Regions from separate parts of the Mus musculus genome. Here region 1 is linked to region 2. Evidence: chromatin loops called from intact Hi-C (ENCODE). Cell type or tissue: left cerebral cortex. All regions are shown on one strand. Links, peaks and the distances in the headings refer to the core of each region. The heading gives the core; the rest is flanking DNA.

Region 1 (8,938 bases), core at 501-8,500, 390 kb after region 2:
TCCCGCCAGATCCCAGCCTCCTCTATGGTCTATGGTGATCTTTGCTCTATGGTAAATAGGATCATATTATTCCCTCCTAGAAACTCTTTACTGTCTCCTTTCCTTTCCTTTGGTCTTCTATTTCTCGATGCTGTAAAATGTATGCTGAAAACTGTGCAATCTTTAGACTTTGAAGTGTTTGGATTTTAGAATATTTACACAGACTTTGGCAATTGAATAACTCTAATTTGAAAATCTGAAATCTGAAACGTTCCAAACGTTGACACTTTCTGACTGCCAGCATGCTAACACTGTAAATAGAAAGCTTCTGACGGGTGCCATATATTCTGTAAGTGGTAGTTCAGTTTCCCTCCCATCCAGTTGGGAGGTACAGTGGTGTGAGGGTCAGTATGCATGATGAGTGTCTGAGAGAGCATGGACAAGCATGTGGGGGTGCTCACAGCATGGCATGAATTCAGGAACTGCGAGTGGGCATGATGGTAGGCACCCTGATTTCGGCAAAAGAATATTAGGACACTGGGCAAGAGGCATGGTTGAAATCAAATCCCATAATATATTGACTAGAATCTCAAAGAGCTCTGCCCTTCCTGTGGGGAGTGGGGAACTTCCAAGAGATCCTTCAATACCATGCAACCCTTTGCCAGGCTATCAGGAGTTCTGTGCTGTGGTGGCCATAACTGTCACAGGGAACCTTTCTGTAGCCTTACCACTCATCAAACTTGTGGATGAGCCATGGCTGAAGTCAGAGGCTGGTACTTTTTAACCCCCTAGCAGCAGCTTGCTGGTCCCCAGAGCAGCCTCCAAAGATGCAGGCCTGTGAATGGAGCCTTCACAAGGTCGCTCTCAAGAAGAGAACTCGCAGTATGGTGGAACCACATGTTCTTCTAAGGAAGAATTTTTTGTTTTCATTTCAAACAACTCTGGTTGGTGACGAGTGGCCAGAAGAGGTGCTCTGTTTTCCATCCTAACACCTATTTGCAGGTGGGGGCAGGGAGGACTCCAACCTGAAATGTTATTTCAAGCCCTTCCCTGGACTTACACCTCCATTTCCAGGCCGCGTCACATAGCAAAGCACGATCCACAGCGCGTCCCGTTGCTTTGTAGTTTGAGCACCTTTCAAAGCAGGAAGATGAGTCTGTTTCAGCTCTTCCCCTTCTGATCTCATACTTAAATATCACTGCCTGATGTGGTGCTTAAGTAAATAGCTTCGCTGGGCACTGGCAGTCATAGCCCTGAAAGGCCAGCTTGCCAGGGACAGCAAGCTCAGGCCACTCCTCCCTGCCCTCCACAGACAGAGGTGAAACTGGTATTTTTCAAATGTTCCCTGCCTACCTTCTGCCATCTGAGGCCCATTCCAAAGAGGAGGAGGCCAGCGATGTCTTGTCATCTGACAGGGCACAGACAGAGACAGATGACACACTCCCTGCCAGAAAAGGCCACATTCAGACACTCCTAGATAGCCAGCTGCCACTTTATTAACAGTACAGATTCCATCTGAATCAGGCTGGGAAAGAAAATATTTATGTTTGCTTGTCGGGAGGGCCTTCATCTGTCTTCAGCAGGAGCCAGCCACACTGTAGTCCAGGACTGACATGTCTGAGGGGCCTGCTCTAGGCTCAGAGTTGATGGAGTTTTCCAAATGTCCCCTCTGGATGGAGACAGGGTAGGAACTTCAAGGGTGTTGGATGTGTGCATTAAGACAGGGCAGATTTTGAGGAAGCACAACAGTCCGCTGCCTATCAGGTTGCAGCCAGAGGCAGATGCATATCACCATCCCAATATGAGCTGAAGAGGGGCGCCCGGCTGAAGCCCCAGAGAAGCCACTTAGAACTGAGAACAGGATACAATTGCATTGCTTGTGAACTGTGACATGGACCTAAGCCTGACTCTTAAACTGGGCAGGATATTTAATGCAGTTTTATGTTCTTCCTCTTCTTGGGGCCATTATTTTAAATCTAACTCAAAAGGCAACTCCTTAGCTGTTTCGGGGTGCCCTTGAATCTGCACTTTGGTTAAACCCTGCCCACTCTGGCTGTCAGCTGTCTATTTCAGTAACATAGTCAGAAGGTACTGATCGGAACAAGGTAGGTGGCCCTAGGGAATGGCAATTTGGGCTTTGTGGGCTTTGGCAGGGTTGTTCTCTTTGGACTCTAGTGAAGTTTCCCTCTCTGAGCTCTGAACACTAGAACATGTATCCCTATATGTAGGGCTCTGAAAACTTGAGTTCAAATCCCGATTGTACCACTTAGCAATTGTGCAAGCAACCCTGAGTGTCTATTCAGGTTTCTCTGTCCTTCTGGATAAAATAGTTACTAAGTATCTTCTTGTATGACTATTTTGGGAGCACAGTAGATAGGTGTGGGGAACACCCAGTGCTGTAAGCACTGGCTAAGAGGTGTCCTGACTAACATTGCAGGATCTCTCTAGAACATTGTGGGCAACTTTTATTTATATAAGAGTAAACATGTACAAATGTAGGCCAGAACAATTCATAGTGTATACTGATAGTCTTCACACGATGCTGTAAGGCCTGAGTAGTTTAAATTACAACTATTCGTTTTGCATAGTTCTGGGGGGCATCTCATGTCAGTGTGCCTCTAGATTTTATTTCTCAGGAGGGGCTCTGCCTGGCAGGGAGAGCCTGGGAGCTGCTCCTTCCTCTTCTTCTTTCTAAGAGTGGTTATTACATTTATTTTGGGGGTGGGTAGCACACATGCCACAATACTATGTGGAGTTCAGAGGACAAGCATTGGGAGTTGTTTCTCTCCCTCCATCACTGCGTTGAGGAGACTGAACCCAGGTCATCAGAGTCGATGGCAAGCACCTTTATCTACTGAGCCATCTTGCAGGCTCTCTCTTTTTATGGGGACTGTAATCCCATCACAGGGGATTTTTGTCTAATTACTTTCTAATGCCAATCCCCCCAGTACTGTCACATGGGGTGTGAGAGCTTAGCTTGAATTTCCAGGGAACACATTTAGTCAGCAGCAACATCTACACGTAAGGTCTGTGTGGGGCTTGCGAGCCTGAGTGTTGCACGGTCTGTGTGGTGCTTGTGAGCCTGAGTGTTGCACGGGCACTGCATGTTTCAAAAGAGATCAGTGATGTGTGAAGGGTTATAGACATTTACATATATCTCTGCTTTCAGGCTTATGTATACATGAAATTGTAGCAAAGGTTAAAGTCACGGGCTCAGAATTAGTGATAGGTTCAGAGTTTCCATGCATTCGGATTATATACAAGCATGGGACAAGAATGACTTGGACCACAGTAGGCTCTTAACTCAGCACGGTGAGTCTCTTATTTTCCCCAACTTACGGTAGCTGCTAAGGAAACCCTGGCAGAGGGACTCAGAGACTCATTGGCATGGGGATTCATCTAGCCTGAGATTCCTGCTGCAGGAACTCAAGGATTTGTCCTCCGCTGTGGAAGGGATCCTGGCTCTGGGAGCAATTTTCCTGGGGTGGGACGACCTGCAGCCTAGCCTGTCTTTGGTGCCATGGAAACCTTATTAGCTCATCTCCATCTGGACCCGTCCTCATCTGTTCTAATGGGTCATTTGTCTCTCTGATCCCGTCCAAGCTCCAGTGTTAGTGGCATTTGCTTAGTTAGCAATTGGTCTGTTTGAGAAGCTCATGTGTTAGTGCCAGGCTTCTGAACACCAAACCATTCTCCTGAGTAGGTAGAGGCCCTGACACCTGGGAGAGGGTCTCAGGGAAGGGGAAGGCTTTTAGACTGTCAAGAGTCCCTCAGAAATAGTCAAACATACTATTTATTCCAATTCTCTCTCTCTCTCTCTCTTTCTCCCTCCCTCCCCCTCCCTCCCCCTTCCCTCCCTTCCCTCCCTCCCTCCCTCCCTTCCCTCCCTCCTTCCCTTCCCTCCCTCCCTCCCTCCCTCCCTCCCTCCCTCCTCCCTCCCTCCTACCCTTGCCAGATTAGAATGCTCAGCACAGCCATCTGAGTTTAGGATCAAAATATTCCATTTCTCTCCTGCATCAAGAGAGGGCCTCCATGAACAATGGAGCCTCAGAGGTCTTAGCTGATACTCCAATGACCTGAATCTGGCTTCCACCATAGAAATCTTTGCAGAAAATGGTAGGACCAGCAGTAAACCCATGTGACATCTCCACACATAAGCACTGATGGCTCCTCACACATATGAACAAAACACAAAGTCATAGTCACACAAATGTTTTTGGAAACATAGCACTCATACACCACACACACACACACACACACACACACACACACACACACACCCATGAGAGGAGGGTTGTCTTTTATGCTTCACATAGCCCACCAACAAATAAACACACTGAAACACACCTATTGGTGTATTATGCCCCCAAAGAAGAGCATGGTTGCCTGCACAGGCGCACCACACACACCTTTACACATGCAGCACACACGTCTCCACAAACTCTCGGGAACACACACACACACACACACACACACACACACACGGACAGTAGCATGTTACTCAAACAAATATTTCTATTGAAACAAAAATTCTCCAAACCCCACCTTAGTGATTCCCAATCAGAACTCCTATCATCATCAGAGTGAGAACACAGAAGAATTATACGGCAGGAGTGTCATCAGATGACGGACACACATGCAGACACTGTATAGGAATCAGAATTCTCACCGCACAACCACTGTGAGCATTGTATGCACACTCTATCAGGCTTCTCTGGGGCCCAGCATGTTTAGTGGGAGCAGGGAATTCTGAAAGGCTTCCTGTATAGTGAATACTGAACACTCTCGTCATTAAGAACAAACTGACTCATCTTTTATTACTTAGAGGAAGAACCCAGTGATTTGGTGAGGACAGCTGTGATTCTTGTAAGCGATGACTTTTCTGCTCTGCTATTTCAAGAGAGAAGTCAGTCAGGGCAAACGCTTCCATAGCTGCTTTTCTTACTGTGTTTAAACGGTAGGAGCAATAACTGCAGGTTTTGCTCCAGCTACACACCTCTGCCTGAGCTGAGAAGCTCCCATCTCTTCCTGCTGTGGATAGAGAAGCTACGGAGGTAGTGCGAGCATAGCTCAAAGTCATCTAGGAACCTGCCATTTCAGCGGTGCCGTGTGCAGAGCGTACACTAGGCACTGAGCTACAAATGGTATTGCTAGTGCCATATTTGTAAATGATTAGCATCAGCTGAACAAGGTTAAGAATCCAGAATTCCTTCCTCTCCAACTGGTTTATAGATTCGGAATTTCCCTTCTGATTGAGAAGACACTGAGGGAGAGAGGAGAGATCTGGGGACCCCACACCCAGTCCTATTGTCTCTGAGGAAGACCTAGTTGATGAGGGCTGGCCGTAGTCAGTGGCAGACTGCTTCCTAACATAAAGGAGGACTCAGGTTCATCTCCTGAGTCACAAATCAAACAAAACACACACATGCTAATTGATGTACTCCATCCCCAGCCCCCCAAGTTGTTGGAGTGGTAAGGGTAGCTGCATGGAGGACTTTGGAGAAGTCCTCTCTAGGCAAAGGACAGCAGAGGTGCCACCTTAGAGAAGCAATCTTCCAAACAGCTTGAACAAGCTTGACAACAGCTGCAGGTGGGGGATCGACAGTCTCTAACTGCTGCTCCCTGGGGGAGGCTTTCTAGGCCAAGACAAGCTTTGGCTCTAACCACTTTTCCCTCTGAGCTAGGGCTGCTGGGTGGTCTAGGGAGCAGGAGGGCAGCATGGGGGGAGTGGAGCAGGAGCAGGGCAAGGCAGGCCAGGCCCGACCTGAGAGAGGGAGAGGGAGAGGGAGAGGGAGAGGGAGAGGGAGAGGGAGAGGGAGAGGGAGAGGGAGAGGGAGAGGGAGAGGGAGAGATAGACAGAGACAGAGACAGAGACAGAGACAGAGACAGAGAGACAGAGTTGGATCTGGGTCCTGGGAAGGCTGATGTCCCTGGAGAGCTGAGATCCATGTAGAGAAGGTTTGGGCAAGTACAAGGATCTAGCAGATGCTGAAATGCAGCTCCGGAAGGGTCCAAGCAACCTGCTGAGGGTCCAGGATGATGATCACAGAGAAGATCCCTCTCCTGAGACCTTGCTGCCCCAGGTGGTTAGGGTGTGGTGCCCTGAGCCCCCTTCATCCCATGTATCTGGGATTCCAGAAATGTGGCCAACATGCTCCCCCCTTCACACCCCCCCCCCCGCCCTGAAGGGCTGCCATTTGGAATGCATTTGCAGACACATGGATTGTTTTTAAGTTAATGCTTTTTAATTCACTCTGTTTCCCAGTTGTCGTTTTTTTATTGAAAAGGCGGATTCTGCCGGTGTGTGTTCCTTGCAGGGGCTGTGTGTGTGTGTGTGTGTGTGTGTGTGTGTACACGCGCGTGCGAGTGTGTGGCGGTTGTTTGCTGCATGGCAGAGATCTGATGAGAGAGGCAATGATAGACAAAGGCTCAAGAGGACAGTGGAAAACAGAGTCAGAGCAAAACAGCAACGGAGGTGAGAGGAACACAGCAGCAACACAAATGCTCTGGAATCCAGCAAGTAAAGGCTCAGCAGGGTGGGCTCAAGAGTCCAGGGCAAGGGAAGGAGGGAACTGCAGCCAACACCCCCACCTCAACTAAGACCTTTGAGGTTGTGGTGGCTTCCCTCGGGCTATCGGGGGGTTTACGGGTCAAAGTCCTAAGGGTTGAACAGGTCTCAGATAGGGCTGGAGGGACAAGCCTCGGATCAGAGAGCAAAGGCCCAGGCCTGGTTGAGGCCAAAACTCTCCCTTCCTGCCCGCCCCCCCCCCCCCCCTGCAGTCAGACTCTCTGACTTCGAGCAGAACCTGAATCCTGCGCCCTGGCCATTGAGCGGCGCCCTTGCTTAACATCTCTACGCCTAGGCTCTGCCACCTGTAGGTGAGAAACGCTGATGGCCGGTTCCTGCGGAACAGGACAGCTTGGGAGTTCAGTGTGTGACAGACACCTTTGCTGCACAGCGCAGCTGCAGCCATAACTTCAGGGATCCTTCTGGACCTGCAATGGCTACGGGAGCCAGGTGCTGGTGCTATCCTCCTTCATAGCAGAACAACCCTGTCGCCCCTACTCCCGCCTCTACCCATCTGCACACGGCTTCCCGAACCTGTCTCAGAGGCCTCTCCAGATGCACCGCGTTGGAGACACAAAAACTGTTGTTGGCCCGCACGTGGCGGCCGCGTAGACCCTGGGGCGCACATAGCCAGGCGACTGGGCGTCAGGATCAAGGGCGGCCCTAGCCGGGTGGAGAGGGCTGACGTGAAGAGCAGCGGCTCCGGGCTGCCTGGCTCTCGCGCTGGGAGCCGGCAAGCTTTGAAAACCCTGGGCAATTAGCACTAATTACATGTGTGCAAACAGCCTTAGTTCAGGGCGCGGGCTGGGGCCCACCTGACTCGGCCATCCACCGCATTGGCCCAGCTGTTGAGCAAGGGCTCGGGGAGGGCGCAGGAGACCCCATGGGACCCCGGGTGCTGGTGCCCCCTGGACCACAGACTTGAGAGGCAGCCCAGGAATCTCCGTGTGGCGGCATGTAGACCAGCTAGAGGCTGAAAGCATATCTGAGGTCCGAACACTCCTGCTTGCTCCCTGAGCATGCTGGCCTGGTGGAGTTTGGCTGCGCATTCCGGCGCTTTGGTGGCCTCTTAAGCACCACCCAAGCGGATGACGCGGGACCAGGAAGGTAGTCTAGAGCCTGAGTCCGGAGATCAGCCCAACTATACGTGGATGAACCACTGGACTCGCAAAGGAGTTTTCCGAACCTTAGTTTGCATGCGCATAAAATGGGAACCCAAGGGGCTTCAGATAAAGTTAAAAGGGGTGGGGGGGGGGTGGAGAGGGGAAGAATAGGCTTCACTTTTTACAGTTTGTAAGGCAAGCCTGAACTGAGATCTCCGTCTGTGGACTGGGGAGCATTTGGCGGCTGTGTTGGCCGGGAGGCAAGGGAGAGATTTTATTTCCACCATTGTAGATGAAGGTCAGAGAGGTCAAACAACGCGGGAAGCAGTGTGTTGTTTGGACATCATATTTCCAGCCCAGACTCTGCCTCTCTCTCACTCTGCCATCCCTCTTGGATTCTCCAGGTTTCCAGGCACTTCTCTGAGTTTGGCGAAGCCTGGAAACTGCTGTCTGGGCACAGCTCCTGGAGCGAGAGGGAAAATGGCACGCTGGCAGGTCGGTTGAGCTGGCTCGCTACGGGGCCATGGCGCCCTCTTGCGTTCTCAGCGATAGCTGCACCAGGCTCAAGGTCGGACACTCTAGGTCTGGTCTGTCTTGGATAAGGGAGGCATCAAAAGCCTGCTGCCTGTTTGCCACATGCATTCCGGACAGCTTAAGTAGGAAGAGTAGAAGGATATACACTTAGCATGCTACAAAGCATGGCGCACACTGGGTCAGAGCATCTGGTACCACTTTGTTTTCCTATACCTCTACCTGTGATCTTGAATTTTACAGGTGTACGGTGAGGCTGATAGAGCAGGGTTGATTTCCCACTATACAAACAGAACAGCTAAGGCCCAGCTGGGCAAGCCGCTAGTGAGTAGTGGAGCCTCGAGCCGGTCTGATCAGCTGCCCCTTCTAATGTTCCCTTGGGCTAGGATTCAGACATCAAATTCTGGAATGAGTCCAGTCGGGTCTTGGTGGCAAGACCTCCGGCAAACCAGAGTTGGTAGTGGTGCCTGGGGATTGCTAGGGATGGAGCGGTTCGATGAATCTAGATAGGACTTCCTGAGAACGGACTGACATCCTGGTACTTTCCTGGAAGCAAGATGTCTTAAACAGGAAAGCGGCCCTTGCTGAGGGAACTTGCTGAGGGGAGGGGGTCGCTGGGAATTGAGGATTACACCCCAGGCCCCCCATGGCTGTCTGTAAACCAGGAACCTCAGGGCTGAGACAGCTGCTATGCGGTGAGCAGAACTGGTTAATGGTGTCTCAATGAAGCTTCAGTTAGGGCCTTAAACAAGTCTTT
Region 2 (8,938 bases), core at 184-8,183:
CAGACCCGCACCCTCAACAGTGCAGGCGACCACCCCCGGTTTCTACACAACTGTCGTCCCCTGACCACCGGTCCTTCCTGACAGTCTGTCTCACAGGGGACCCCTTTCCCACTAGCGGGAGGGTTGCGGGAGAGACTCTGGTCTCTGGGCTCGTTCCTCTTGGAATCTTAAGCCACCACCCCCTCCTCTCGACCCTCGCCTGCACCCAGAACGCCGCAGGGGACCGGGATGCTCACCTGCCTAGTGAGGCGAGCGGCTGGCTAAGGCTATAGAGCAGCGCTCGGCCGGGGCCGGCAGGGGCTGCCAGCGCGGGCGGGCTCAGCTGCACCATGCGGCCGTCTCCAGGCAGCTCTGCAGGAGCCGAGGCGGGCGCGGGCGCCGGGGCGGGTCCGGGAGGTCTGCACAGCTCGGTGGTGGGCACCCGAAGGCGAGCTTCGGCTGCTACTGCGTCGCGGCCCTTTAAGTCCCTCGCGGCACCGCCCCCACTGGCAGGGCCGCCCCCCGCGCCGCTGCGCGCTCCTAGCTCGATGACGGGGGGCTCAGCCGGGGCTGCGCGGCTCGTCTCCTTGGCGACGCCGTTGAGCAGGACTAGGTGCGGGGGGGCCATGCGGGCCTCGGCCGCGTCCTGTCCCTCTAGTTGCGGGTCACTGCGTGCCGCCTCGCTCGGCGGCCGCTCCGTCATCCTGTAACAGGGTAAGGGGCAGAGAGGAGATCACGCACTGAAACCTGAAAAGCGGACAGGACAAACTCAGCACCACGTGGACGCACACCCCAACCCTGCTGGCGTGAAGGCCCGCAGGCCTGGAGCTGGAGCAATGTGGGGGTGTCTCTAGATTGGAAGAAAAGGGTGGGACAAGCCCGGAAGGCACAGTGTCCAAGGGTAGGAATTGTGCTGGAGAAAGATGGCAGAAACCTTGGGAGAAAAGGAATACAGGCAGAGAGACAAAAATCGACGGGAAAAAGGAGGAAGGAAATGCACAGAGAAGAGAAAGATCACCCAGTCCCTCCTTCTTAGGCCACAGGGGAAGGGGAGGGAACTAATCCCCCGAGCAAGCGTGTCCTTCCCGCCCCCCTTTTGGTTTTGGCGGGGAATCTGTCCAGTGCTATAGGAACCCTCTCCCGATCTACTGCTACACACATGCGCTGCAAATATACACCCAGAAAGACTATGGTGGTGAAGTAGGGTGTGGAAGCTGCAAGAACTCTGCTCTATTCAACCAAGGATGTCAGAAATATTCCCGGCCAAGAGGAAAGCAGCCTACACTAAGCAAACCCACCGTTGTATTCTGCAAGTAGCTACCCTATCATAAGAAAGGGAGTCAAGGACTGAAGCTAATCCTGGATTCTGGTCCTACTACCCTTCACACTCCACCCCATTCTGCTCAGCTGGACTCTTAAGACTTGGGAAAGTGCTCCAGAAGTCACTAGAATCTGGGCTCCCCTCCTGATGGAGAAAATATAAAGAAAGCTCTTCCTTGAATTATTCCAATGAAGTGTCCTCTTCCCCCCCACACACACACACCATACACCTTGGTATTCTCAATACACAGAACTCGGATCTCACTGGGTTTTTTTTTTATAGATTTAATATGCAAAAATTATATATATACATATATATGTATATGTATACACACACACACACACACACACACACACACACACTGTGGCTGCCTTCAGACACACTAGGAGAGGGCATCAGATCCCATTACAGATGGTTCTGAGCCACCATGTGGTTGTTGGGAATTGAACTCAGGACCTCTGGAAGAATAGTCAGTGCTCTTAACCAGTGAGCCATCTCTCCAGTCGTGGATCTCACTGTTTTACTGTCTCACATGGACCCTGGAGCCCAGAAAATTCCTAGGCTCCAACCATACTCCCCAGATGAGCATATCCACTCTATTTCCCATCAGTTTGAGAGTTCTTGCATCACCTGGCTTCGTTCAGATGGCATCTGACCCAGCAACAGGCCAGACACACAATCTATAAGACTCCAAAGTTGGATGATACTTGTGAGTTGTTTTAATTTTAAAAATAGAAATACAATGAACTCATCAGTTGTGGGGGCACATGCTTATAAATGCAGCCCTGAGAAGGGGGTTAAAGAATCCTGAGTTTGAAGTTAGCCTGGGCTACACATGATCCTATCTCATATATATACTCATATGTGTGTGTGTGTATTATGTGCATATACACACAGTATAGACACATATATAACCACCTTAATAGGCTTTATAAATCACATTGCTGCTCCCAAGATTAGATAATTGGGTTATTTTGTTGTATTGTAATTTTTATTACTTTACCATTTATTTATTTGTATATAAAGGTACATATGCCACAGTCATAAATGTTGAAGTTAGAGGACAATTTTCATGAAGTAGTGATTTCCTTTCACCTGGGCCTTGGGGATCAAACTAAAGCTGTCGGGATCAACAGCAACAATTTAACCCACTGAGTCAATTCACTAGCCCAAAATGGGGTGTTTTAAAACAGAAAATCAATACAAAAATGTGACACTAACCACCGACATGGAGCACACATAGAGGACCTTTTTGGCCACTACACTGCTCTGGACCAGAGTTATCTGGGAAACTGATTCCCTCCTCTTACGAAAAGGAAATTGGACCTTCTTCATCCTTCTCCAAAACTCAGGTGTACAGCCAGACACAAAATGGGAACCAAGGATTGCAATTCAGGCAACACTGGATGTTCGGGGATTAGCCCAGTCAGGAAACAACAAATCTCCCAACACTTGTTACACACAAGCTGCAAAGCCAATATGGGTCTGTAATGCTTCACTGAGATTGAATTCACAATTAGAGTGGAGACAAAAGGTCTATATACAGAGAATACCTCAACCACCGGAAATGAACCAGAAGTATAGTAGCCATCCTGACTTCCCTCCCTGCTAGTGAAGTGCATCAGAAATAAACCAGCTTCTGGTGAAATACACAAGCCAGAGACGCTGTCCTCCTACCTTGAGGCACACCATCTGTGTGCTTTCAATGACCAGTTGTTTTAGTCCCAGCTTCTAAATGACAAACATACACTACAGTAACTGAGCCAGAGCTCCCCTCTGACTCCCTGATCAATTCTGCTGCAATGACTGAATCAGGTTCCCAATGGCCAAAGGGGACACATATTCTAGATGAGTTGACCCTCCAGATGCTATAAATATCCAAGGCTTCCAGTAGAATTCTCCATGCTCAGCTCCTGGACCTCAGGTAAACCTCCTAAGACCAGGATCACACACAACCCCACCCCCACCCGCACAGCAGCCCAGGGGTTAACACTAACAGCTTTTATGCAATTGTTTTTATTAAGGGAGAATGGGAAAGGGAGGGGGCTCAGGCTAGACAGGAGCACTCGACCATCCCAGCTCTTTGTGCTTCCCGAGACCCAGGTTACAGCCTCAACCTCATCTTCACCTTCCAGTTGCCCCAGCCAGCAGGTGACAATACACCTGAAAAGGGGAACCAGAAAGCTCCTTTCTGGGAGGCACTGCATCTTCTCCAGCAACTCCTAATGCCCCAAATCATAGCTTGGAGATTTTTTTTAATCCACTTATTTTTAAAAGAAATAGTGTTGGCCTTAGACTTGGCTGGCCTCCCATCCCTCCACACTCATATGCGCAAGACACAGTGGAGAAACACAAAGCCTGCACCAAAACCTAATCCGCCAGTGAGCAATGCACTATCTCTGCCACCACTCGAGTGGAAATGCGTTCCAGCACAGCTTCTTAGGCCTTAGGCCTTAGTAGGGTGGCTTTGGCTGCTTTTATTCGTGCCTGGAGCTCCTGCGCCATCCGGATATAGCCACAATAAAGTTACCGGCCTTGTGAAATGTGCTCGGAACCGGGACCATGGGAGCGGCCTGGAGGACATAATCCAACCAGCTTGTTTTATCCAAGGCCGGAAAAAGGAAAGAGCCCTGCTGGAGGCCTGAGGCAGCTTAGTGGCAGTCAGATCCCGGGTTCTTAGTCTAGGTTGGTTCTCCCACCCCCACCCCCACCCCCACCAATCTTCTCAGTTCTAAGTCGTCTCCCCCCCCCCGCCCCCCAGTTCACAACCCAGAATACTGTTGTTTCCACAGACATTACCCCCCTTCCTCCACCCACCCCACCCCAGACTCCAGGCCGCAACTAACCTGGGGCATATTTAGAGAGACCTACTCGGCTGGTTAGGACCTCCACTCCTCCGCTGGAGAGGGGTCGAGGTAGGACCCCGAAGCTGGGTTTCCCGGCTCTCGCTGAGAGACCAGCAGTTACTTAGCTTGCCGTGAGGTCCTGCGCGGTCTGCCGCGCCCAAAGCGAGTTTCCAGGAAAGATGGGGGTGGAGAGAAAGAGGGAGGGCGAGAGAGAAAATGGGGGGTCAATGACTGGGAATTACCTCGTGTGCCCCGCCATCCCAAAGAATAGCAAATGGCTTTCCGCCTCCAACTTGCAGGTGTTTGGAGCCCACCCTCCCCCAAACACATCCCGAATTAAAAAAAGAAAAAGAAGAAGAACCTTACACCTGACCAATCAGGAATAACTACTTAGTCCAACAACAACAGCCTCTCCGGCAGGCTGCCCAGAACGTGTTCGAACCCTCTAACGGATCTGTCTAATTCAGTATGGCCGAATTTGTTTTCTAAGCATGGACGTCTCTATGCGGGTTGCCCCCACAACCTTAGCCCAGGCTTAGCCAGAGCAGGAAGATGTAATTCTCTATTTGACGAGGGTGGAGAGAACGGGATGGAAAAACAAAAACAAAAACAAAAACAACAACAACAACAACAACAAAAACCCAAGAGTTTTCAGGCCCTGGCTGCTGGGTCAGAACCTGGGAGCCCTGGTCCCATACTCCTCATGACCCCATCTTTCAAGTTCCTGCCCAGGACAAGGCAGAACCTGTTTCCAAAGATCCTATTTCCCTTGCAGGGATGAAAGGGAGAGAGAGAGAGCTCTATCTGTTTTAGCTGGGTCCCTTGTTTTCTTTCTAATGGATGCAGAGATATAAAGGAAGGTATTTCACCATTTCTTCCACCACCTTTGCAAAAGATTTTCGACTTTCGGGGTTTTGACTGGCAGTAGATGAGAGTTAACTCTTACACCTCTTATACTGTTTCGCAGCGATAAACAAAGCAAAAGGAAAGACGGGCCAAAGCAGACCGACGCCACTTCCAAGAGCGGTAGCTGGATTTCGTTTGCTTTTATTTTTCGCCTCCTTTTTTTTTTTTAATTGTTTTGCCTGAGATGTCCACCGCCCAATGGCACATCGAAGTCTTGGGTTAATTGCGAAGGCTTCCTTCTCTCCGCTGCGGCTTTGGCGGAAGCTCAGAACTGCCTCCTCCCTGGCTTTCAATTCAGTGCGGGAGGTTTTCTTTCTCCTTGCTAATCCAGAGAAGGAGGGAAGAGGAGGGGAGACGCGGGGAATACACTCGTTCCCGTTGTTACTTGAGGCTAATGTTTGTTTTATGGAGTGACTCTTTATTCTGACTACCTCTTCATTTTCTTTCCCTACCCCAAACCTGGCAAGTTAGGGGAAAAAAAAAAAAAGCAGCTAGGGAGGGGCCTAAGACAGGACAGGACTGCTTTGTTCTCCCTCCAAAGAAGCTAAAGGGTAGAACTGGTGAGCTTTTTGTTCGATTGTTTTAATTAAAAGCGGATATTAAGGGTGATGGTGATGATGACGAAGGTATTAACAATCGCAGTAAAAGGGGAAAACGCGATCCTTCTTGTCCAGCTAAGGTGGCCCTGAAGCGGTCCTTCCAACGTAAGTGGACTCCAAGGGCAGCTAACCTGCTAGGGGGTCTGACTGGACCGGGATGGGAAAGGGACTGAGAAAATGTCCCCCGGGACGATCCCGAGGACCCCCACCCCTGGCACCAGACCTGGAAAATGTGCCCATTGTCTTTCCCAGCCTCTCCCAACCACCGCGGACGCACCCGCGAAACTGACCAGAAATAGGCGAAACCCAGGGGCAGCGCGAATCCAGGCCTGGCGCTGCGGGCGGGAAGACGCTGGCCTCAGCGAGCGCGGCTCATCTTCCAGATTAGAAGATTCCCCCCGCACACACCAGGGGACCCCCGCAACACCAAGGCACAGACAGCCTCCGGACAGAGCTGCCGCCCACTGGGCTCTGTCCGCCCATCCGAGCCAACACTGGCTCCCGAATACATCATAATTTGGAATAAAATGTGAAATCCCACTCCCCGCCCCCATGCTGACGCCCCCACCAGCGCCTCGATCTCTCGCTCGCCCTCCCCCCACTCCCGCCCCCAGCGATTTGCAAACGCACCTCTAAAGGACACAGGCACACAGGCATAGGACTCTTGTTGGACAGGACCACACATGGTCCAGGCCCAGAGGAGGGAAGCAGATGAACACGAGCTAGCTCTGTCCCACAAGCCGGTGTAGGCAGACCGGCATACTGTCCAACATGACACAGCGACATCAGTCACACGCAAACGCTCACAGACACACAACCTCACAGGGTGAGGATCACACCCGCCCGACATAACGAAACCAGCCTAACACTTTGTCCAAGGCCACACACTGCGATACACCAGACCGACCTTGTGGAGAAAAGAAACAGGGCAATTTACATACAACGAATAAAACGCAGAGAGGTCGGAATCTCCACACCCAGACAGCGCAGGGTTTCACACTCCCGCACACGACCTATCGCCAAAAGCCCACGCGGGGAGTAGCCACCGCAGCCTGCCGCTCACGCAAGCACTCTCAACCCGGCCGCCCGCACACACCGCCCAGAAGCAATGGAAGCCGCCAGCGCCTTGCGCTTTTCTGTCTATTGCGCAAGGGGAAAAGGGGAAGGAAGGAAGAGAGTCTCCCCGGCGGGAGGGGCAGCGGAGGGGCGTCGTGGAAAGTGCCCCCCGGGAAGAGACGGGGGAGAGGGAGCCGAGGCTGGAGTGCGCATGGGGAAAGACGGAGGAAACGGACGGGCAATTCCACGGGAGGCGACTGTCTCCCGGCCCTGGGAAGAAGGCCGGGACGCTCACGTTTTGCGCCTTGGGGGTGTGCGTGGCCATGTTGGGCAGCCCCCGCCCGCGCCTCGCCGCGCGCTCTAATCCCGCTCCCGCCCGCGGCCTCGTTAGCGCCGGCCGTGTGCGCCGCCGAGATAAGGAGCCGCCTCGGGCCCGCCCGCCCCCGATAAGCGCCTCGGCCATTATGGGCCAAATGATTCATTTTAATTTGGCAATTTCTCCGGAGGGAGCGGGGACGGGTTGCGGCGCTGGGATGGCCCAGGAATGCGCAGAGGAGAGGGCTGAGCGCTCACGTTGGGACCCGGCGGGTTCCGCCCGTTCCCCACCCCTGGCCCCTCGGGATTCCCGCTCCCTACAAACAACCCGACTCGGATCTCCGCCTCCCAGATGCTCGTTCAGCGGCTTTGGCCGTTGTCTAGCCTCTTAAGACCACCGTGTCTCCCGACCCATTCCCAACCAACCCTCCCTTCTTCATTCTTTCTCCTGTCTTCTCCAAAGCCAGAGTGTCTGTTTCTCCTTTTTCCGTATCTCAACACCCAGTTCCTCGCTGACCCTCATCAGCACAGGCCCCTGACCGCTCTAAAACTGGAATTGCTCAAAGATAAAAGACTCTATAGGGGGACAGAACAGATATCAATAGAGAGATGAAAATGCCCCTTAAGCTTGGTTTCAGGATGAAAGCAGAACACCCCCCCACCCATCCCCAAGCCCCCATGTTCCTTAACACACTCTTTAATCTTAGTACATTGTTTCTTTGCACTATACAGTTTGATTTTCCTTAAATATCCCTAAGGACTGGAGTTTGAGGGCTTGCCAATCTTGTGCAAGGCCAAGGACTCAATTCTCAGCACTGCAAAAATAAAAATAAGCAGGTGTATAAATGAGAAAATTCTAAATTAGCTCTTTTCTTTCTCTTTTTGGTTTTTGTTGTTTTGTTTGAGATAGGGTTTGTCTGTGTAGCCTTGGCTGTCCTGGAACTCTTTCTGTAGACCAGGCTGTCTTCGAACTTAGGGATCCACCTGTCTCTGCCTCTGGAATGCTGGGATTAAAGGCATGCACCACCACACCCGGTTTCGTAATGCTTTTATTTTTTATTTTTTAAATACCATACAATTGGATATCATTAGGGCACCTTTGAATAATAGTGTGCTTTAGTGATACTTTTCCCCCTTCATCCAACTTCTCCCCATTGGTGCTTTTATTATTCCTAATTTATAGGTGAGAAAACAGTGGGGGGAGGGGGTGACAGGGCTGTGTCAATAACTCAATATTAAATTTCTAGTGAGGGACAGAAGCCTGATTTGAAAGAAGTTTGACATTGAAGCCCATAGGTACATTGTAGGAACCCAATGGGCTGAGGAGTATCTGGGTTTTTCTTTCTATGATGGTGGAAACTGGCTGTTGTAATCCAAAAGATAAGGGCAAAAATAGCAGAATTCTTGGCCAGTTTGGGCTATGTGAGTGAGACCATGGTGGACACATGGTGGTGTTTGGGAGGCAGAGGGAGGTGGACACCCACGAATTCAAAGACAGCCTGGTATAGAGAGCCAGGTCAGCCACCAGCCACGGGTTCATAGTGAAACCCTGCCTTGAAGCAGAAGAGAAGAAAAGAAGAAAAAGATAGTAAGAGCAGTTAAGGAAGACCAGAGTGACTACCTTCTGGTCAGAAAAGGACCAACTCACAGCTGTGGTTGCCTGCTCAGGATCAAGCCAGTCAAGATTCTAGCCAGAAGGTAGGTGTATGTGTGTGTGTGTGTGTGTGTGGGGGTGTTCATGAGCCTTCACCGCTAACTGAAGAGCTATTGACAGTTGAACACTTCTTGAGAAGGGGAATCATTTTTAAGGGTGTGGTCCCTGGTTTTGCCTGTATTAATGTCTATGTACTGTATCCAGAGACTAGAAGAAGGCAGACACATTAGCTCCTCTGAAACAGGAGTTTGTGAGCTACCAT

The links. Peaks named below come from ENCODE experiments on the same cell type or tissue, not always from the same donor. Only the 100,000 strongest peaks of a DNase experiment are listed, where the experiment ranks them.
Region 1: a loop joins it to region 2, with 2.4 times the contacts of the local background. A loop is called at or near these places in 4 of 42 quality-filtered maps.

The regions. Positions count from the first base shown.
Region 1 is chr4:114,665,102-114,674,039 of GRCm38, reverse strand. The region is part of intron 1 of Gm33655 (a long non-coding RNA gene); the gene reads left to right. Among named protein-coding and RNA genes, the nearest start is that of Gm12829, 11 kb to the left of the region's middle. In left cerebral cortex, for the core only: CTCF peaks have their summits at 6,845 and 8,188 (motif pointing left); DNase peaks (open chromatin) are centred at 4,808, 7,597 and 8,165; H3K4me3 peaks cover 503 bases.
Region 2 is chr4:115,054,875-115,063,812 of GRCm38, reverse strand. It overlaps Tal1 (T cell acute lymphocytic leukemia 1), which reads right to left and starts at 6,002. Exons shown (of 5, transcript NM_001287388.1): 1 at 5,942-6,002; 2 at 4,147-4,294; 3 at 237-683. The coding sequence starts at 682. Gm33786 (a long non-coding RNA gene) reads left to right here and starts at 4,503. Exons shown (of 2, transcript XR_376559.3): 1 at 4,503-5,756; 2 at 5,904-6,191. Gm52674 (a long non-coding RNA gene) reads left to right here and starts at 8,232. Exons shown (of 3, transcript XR_003955097.1): 1 at 8,232-8,720. In left cerebral cortex, for the core only: no CTCF peak of the experiment used is centred there; DNase peaks (open chromatin) are centred at 5,422, 5,700, 6,526, 6,751 and 3 more places; H3K4me3 peaks cover 3,903 bases; H3K27ac peaks cover 2,261 bases.